2 separate regions of the Homo sapiens genome follow, and region 2 is linked to region 1. A link is an interaction called in ENCODE POLR2A ChIA-PET data of the cell type or tissue named here. Cell type or tissue: PC-3. All regions are shown on one strand. Each heading gives the region's core, and the rest is flanking DNA. Links, peaks and the distances in the headings are about the cores only.

Region 1 (2,932 bases), core at 237-2,736:
AAATACTTATTTTAATATTTCTATTTCTAAAAGAAACTTGTGTATCAAGTACATTTTAGTCATATGAACAGACACATTGAAGGAAATAATGCTTGCACCAATGATATTTAAAAGTGCAGTTTTCCTCACAACATAAAGCAAGAATTGTTGCTATGCTTTTATAGTTTAATTTAGGAGCCAATAGTGATTTTCTCTCATGACAGAGTGCAGAATATGTATATTCTAAATTTGGAACCCTATACACGGTATCTTAGGATTTAAAGGGAATGGTTTTGTGATGGTAAAAGGATCTTGTATCATCGGAAATGCTCTCAGGGCTTGGCTCAGCTGTCTATTGATGTAAAAAGATAATGTGCTTTAGAAAAAGAGCTATATTGAAATTTTCACCAACTTTCTGATGGACAACTGCAAGCTTTCAGCTATAAGAGGCTGCCATTTCTTTTACATGGTTTTGTCTCCAGCAGAGTCTGCCCTTTGTGTTCCCTTAGGCTTTGTTAACTATGTTCCTGGGAGAGAAGGAAAGTCTGTGTTTCATCTCATCATCTGTGTTGCAGTTTAGTCCAGTTTGCTTTATTCCATGGTGAGTGGAGAGAGTAAGTAGTTGGATGGCGCCCTACATTTTAATGTTACCACAACTCAAGATTTATGCTAGTTTTGCAAAGAATTCTCTCATGAAATGAGTTTTATCTCCACTTGACAAGAGACAGTTGAATCCACAGTAGGGCTAAGAAGAAGATTTAGGAAGATATTTGGTCAAATTAGTTATCCTGTGCTTTTTATGCAGGATAGAGACAGGAAACTGTTAAGGCTTGTAAAATGACTATGACCTGATTAGGCAAATATAGCAACTATTTTCAGCAAAGAAGCCACAAGATGAGTATAGCTGACTTTTTTTTTTTTTAATGTATAAAGTTTGGAGATTTTCCAGTGATTTTCTAATAGACCAAATTTAAATCTAACAATAATACATCTTGAAAAAAATTAAAAATTTATGTAATCAGCCAGGCATGGTGGCTCACACCTGTAATTCCCAGCACTTTGGGAGGCCGAGGAAGATAGATCACTTGAGCCCAGGAGGTTGAGACCAGCCCCGGCAACATGGTGAAACCCCATTTCTCAGAAAAAATACAAGAATTAGCTGGGAGGTGGTGGCGCTCACCTGTTGTCCCAGCTACTCCGGTGGCTGAGGTGGGAGGATCGCTTGAGTCTGGGAGTTTCAGGCTGCAGTGAGCCGAGATTGTGCCACTGTACTCCAGCCTGGGAGACAGAGGGAGCCCCTGTCTCAAAAAATATTAAGTAGTCTAGATCTCAGTTAATGCTTATGCTTTATTGTAGTTAGAAAAGTGCTTAACCTGGCCTGTAATCCCAGCACTTTGGGAGGCCGAGGTGGGCAGATCACTTGAGGTCGGGATTTTGAGACCAGCCTGGCCAACATGGCAAAACCGTGTCTCTACTAAAAATACAAAAATTAGCCAGGTGTGGTGGCTCACACCTGTAATCCCAGCTACTTGGGAGGCTGAGGCACGAGAATTGCTTGAGTCCAGGAGGCAGAGGTTTCAGTGAGCCAAGATCATGCCCCTTTACTGCAGCCTGGGTGACAGAGTGAGACTCCATCACAAAAAAGAAAAGAAAAAGTGCTTAACCTGATGTAGCTATAACATTAATAAGAAATAGAAATTTATCTAACTTTCTCTTTAGTTAATGGCCAATGGTTTATACACAGTTTTGGTTAAGCTTCAATTAGGTTCCGTGTTGAATTATTGATGGCATGGTAAGATGATAGTAAGGGAGGCAAATGTGTAAGCCATCTATGAATGAGCTTCATTATTTAGCTTATTTATTTGAGGGAGAAAAAGTACCAAAAAGGCAACCCACATTCTTCAGTTAAACTGCTGGAAAAACACATGCCACCTCTTGGCTCTGACTAGGAAATGGGGGCCTGATGGTGCCATAGTCTTCAGTTTTTCAAAAGAAGAGATGGACATTTGGAATTTGATGTGAAATTTCCACATCTGACAATGTTGGCAACTAAATGTTTTAAAAATACTGTGTGGGTCACATAAACACATTTGCTGGTTGAGTCTGCCAATTTGCAATCTGATTTCCATTGGAAATAAATTTATTTGTTTTTCTTGTATTTGAATAAAGGAACCATTAATAGTTTTTTTTTTTTTGGTATGCCTTTTAGAATGATTTAACATTTGAACAATTTAAGCTTTTTGTGTGTGCAGAAAATGTGGCTGCTTTTAAAATACAAGTGAAGCAAGTGCTTGAACTCTGATATTAAAACATATAGATTGGTTGAGGACAACATCAACATTTTTGAATTGTTTCTGTAACAGGATTTCTCCAATACAGGCCCGGCCATAAGAGAGCAAATTTGGAGAACCAAAAGTTGATGTATGGTGTGAGCAGGCCCACAGCTGAGGGAGTGGGAGGAATTCTAGAGTGTGTGGTAGCCAAGCAAATGTGGCTCCGCAAAAACATATGCTATATATAGTGAATGGGGTTGGATTTTCTATTTTTGGTTGAGTTCCAATGACAGTTAATGGCTGTTCCTATAGGCCATGAAATTATTTATGAATTCGGCAGTGGGACGATATAAAATGCAAGTTGATATAGGTAGAATAAAATTTGTTACCAAATTTCAACAAATTATTAGTGCTAGAGCCAGAAGGGCCTTCAAAGGTCACCTTATAAAGGACCTTCCTTTAAGATGAGGAAACTGAGGCCTGGGGAATTGAGGCTTAAATTTCCCATTAATCCTTATTGAGGCCTAAGGACTTAAGTTGAGGCTTAAATTTCCTGTTAATCCTTCCCTCTACAGCTGAAACCCAGCATCCTCCCTTCTTTTCGGTCTTCCTGCCTATACAAAAATGCATCTTCTACGAACTATTAGTGACAATTAGAGTCTCAGAAAAACAAAAAAGGC
Region 2 (2,932 bases), core at 283-2,782, 56 kb before region 1:
GTAACCTCATTACTATCCTTATTTTACCGAATCCTAATAGTCTGTTGTGTTGTCTCTGTCCCCTACTAGACCTCCTCCAGGGCAGAAACCAACCACTTATTTATCTCTGTGCCCCTAACACTCACCGCAGTACATCCAGGCTCTCTAGAAAGGCGGATGGGTTGAATAAATGACTGAATAAGAGATAGTTTGGTAATAGACTGGGGACACTTTTGAGTATCAAATTAAGATATTTGGAGAAATCCATCTCTGAGATCACAGGAGGCCAACAGAGTTTTAAAGCCAAGAAGTGATAGAAGGTACCCCTCTTTCAAATATATCCTCTTCTTGGGAGAAATCACATGAAATATTGTTTTAATTACATGTAGTTCTACCTGGGCCTTTCTACCACACTTTAGCCTCATATTTCTTGCTTCTTACTGGGTCTTTCTTGGTCCTAAATCAGCATGTCCAGACTAGCCCTCATTATCTTTCCATTCTACCAAAGTCATTCTTCCTATATTACAGAGCCCACAGGTGTTCAACCAGACCATGTGAATTTATCCCAAGCACTTACCTCACCTGCCCTGCCAACTCTATCTTCTGAACTTTATCTCAGATCCATTCCCTTGGCCACTGCTGCATTTTGGGCTCTTGCGTCTTTCACCTGGACTATTGCTGTAGCCTCCTTATCAAACTTGCTGCTTTAGTCTTTTCCAACTCCAGTCCATCCTCTATTGTACTGCCCATCTTGTAACCCTAAAAGCCAGATCAGATTATATTACTCTCTTGATAAAACAACAAGCAAACAAACCCCAAAACAATTTTGCAATGGTTATTCATTGCTTACAGGATCAAGATCTTCAAGATGTAGCTATGTCTTAATTCATCTGGGCTGCTATAACAAAATATGATAAACTGGGCAGCTTCAAAGCAATGGAAATTTAATTCTCACAGCTCTGGAGACTGGAAAGTCCAAGATTAAAATGCCAGCAGATTCAGTGACTGCTGAGGACCCATTTTCTGGTTCATAGATGGTGTCTTCTAGCTATGTCTTTACATGATAGAAGGGGCAAGGTAGTTCTCTGGGTTCTCCGAGTGCATAAATTCCATTCATGAGGGCTCTGCCCCCATGACCTCCTAATTCCATCCCATTGGTGATTAGGTTACAGAATGTGAATTTTGGGGGGATACAAACATTCAAACCATAGCAAGCTACAACCTAGTTTTTCTCCCTATTCATGAATCATTTGCCTCCTTGGTGAAGATTAATTTAGTTAAAAGTAGATAATATAATCTGTAAATCCACTTAACAAGCATACAAATAGCAATAAAGTTATAATATATACTGAAATCATTTCTTACAAAGAAACCATAGATTAAAGATAATGCTGAACTCCAAGCCCAAGCAAACAATACTGCAAGCCCAGGGGATTGGCACATACACCTAGTATGTGCCTTCAGCAATGTTAAACTTAAAACAATAACTGCCTAGCCATATCTGAAAATAATTGCTCTGCAAACTTTAAATTATGGAAAATGCCATTTATAATAGAAATTTACATGATCCCTCTTTAATGATGAGCTCCTCCTTAAGCATATACAGTCATGTGTTCCTTAACAGGGTTATGTTCTCAGAAATATGTCAGGAGATTTTGTTTTTGTGAAAACATCGTAGAGTATATTTACACAAACCTAGATGGTATAGCTTACTACACACCTAGGCTATGTGGTATAGCTTATTGCTCCTAGGCTGCAAGCCTTTATATCATGTTACTACACTGACTAGTAAGACAGAAAATAGTAGCACAACAATAAGTATATGTGTGATAGAAATTTTTCTGCTCCATTATAAGTTTATGGGACCACCATCGTATATGCAGTCTATTGCTGACTGAATCATCATTATGTAGCAATGATTGCTGATATACATATAGACAAATTTCATTTATGTTTCCTATACACATAGCCCAAAAGTAATTTTATATAATATTTTTCATAATTTTGTGCATGCAACAGATTTGACTGTGACTTGCACATATGTTTAATATATATTAACACATATATACATGTTATATATTTTAAATGTATACATACATTTAATTATAGATTTTAAATGTATACATACATTTAATTATATATTAAATTAAATGTATGTACTATATATTCATATTTTATATATTTATAGCCATATAATATTCATGTTCAATATTATATTCAATATAATGAATATATATAAAAAAAGTGAAACAACCCATCAATCTCTCTTTCTTTCTCTCTTTCTCTCTCTCTCTCTCTCTATATATATATCTTATTTAATTTTAAGTAAGAAGATGAGACTTCTTTAAGACTAAATAATGCCAGGTTGGGATATTTTAAATGTATACATACATTTAATTATGTATTAAATTAAATGTATGTACTATATTAAATTAAATGTACATACTATGTACTCATATTTTATATATTTATAGCCATATAATATTCATGTTCAATATTATATTCAATATAATGAATATATATATAAAAAAAGTGAAACAGCCCATCAATCTCTCTCTCTCTCTCTCTATATATATATATATCTTATTTAATTTTAAGTAAGAAGATAAGACTTCTTTAAGACTAAATAATGCCAGGTTGGGAGAGACATAGCTACAGGTTATTGGGAAAGAACCAGACCTTCCACCCATTAGAAGTTGAGCATTCCTTATCCAAATATCTGAAATCTAAAATCCTCCAAAATCCAAAGCTTTTGAGCACAGACCTCATACCACAAGTGGAAAATTCCATATCTGACCTCATGTGACAAGTTACAGTCAAAACATTGTTGCATGCACAAAATTATTTAAAATATTATATAAAATTACCTCAGGCTATGTGTTTAAGAAACATAAATGAAATTTATGTTTAGACTTGGGTCCCATCCTCAAGATATTGCATTATGTATATGCAA

Evidence for each region. Peaks named below come from ENCODE experiments on the same cell type or tissue, not always from the same donor. Only the 100,000 strongest peaks of a DNase experiment are listed, where the experiment ranks them.
Region 2: POLR2A ChIA-PET joins it to region 1 with 8 read pairs; 2 of 35 experiments call an interaction of 5 or more read pairs at or near these places.

Annotation. Positions count from the first base shown.
Region 1 is chr4:76,965,580-76,968,511 of GRCh38, forward strand. The region is part of intron 1 of SEPTIN11 (septin 11); the gene reads left to right. Among named protein-coding and RNA genes, the nearest start is that of SEPTIN11, 17 kb to the left of the region's middle. In PC-3, for the core only: no CTCF peak of the experiment used is centred there; no DNase peak of the experiment used is centred there; H3K27ac peaks cover 440 bases.
Region 2 is chr4:76,909,422-76,912,353 of GRCh38, forward strand. It overlaps LOC105377294 (a long non-coding RNA gene), which reads right to left. Exons shown (of 3, transcript XR_001741739.2): 2 at 557-738. Among named protein-coding and RNA genes, the nearest start is that of SOWAHB, 13 kb to the left of the region's middle. In PC-3, for the core only: no CTCF peak of the experiment used is centred there; no DNase peak of the experiment used is centred there.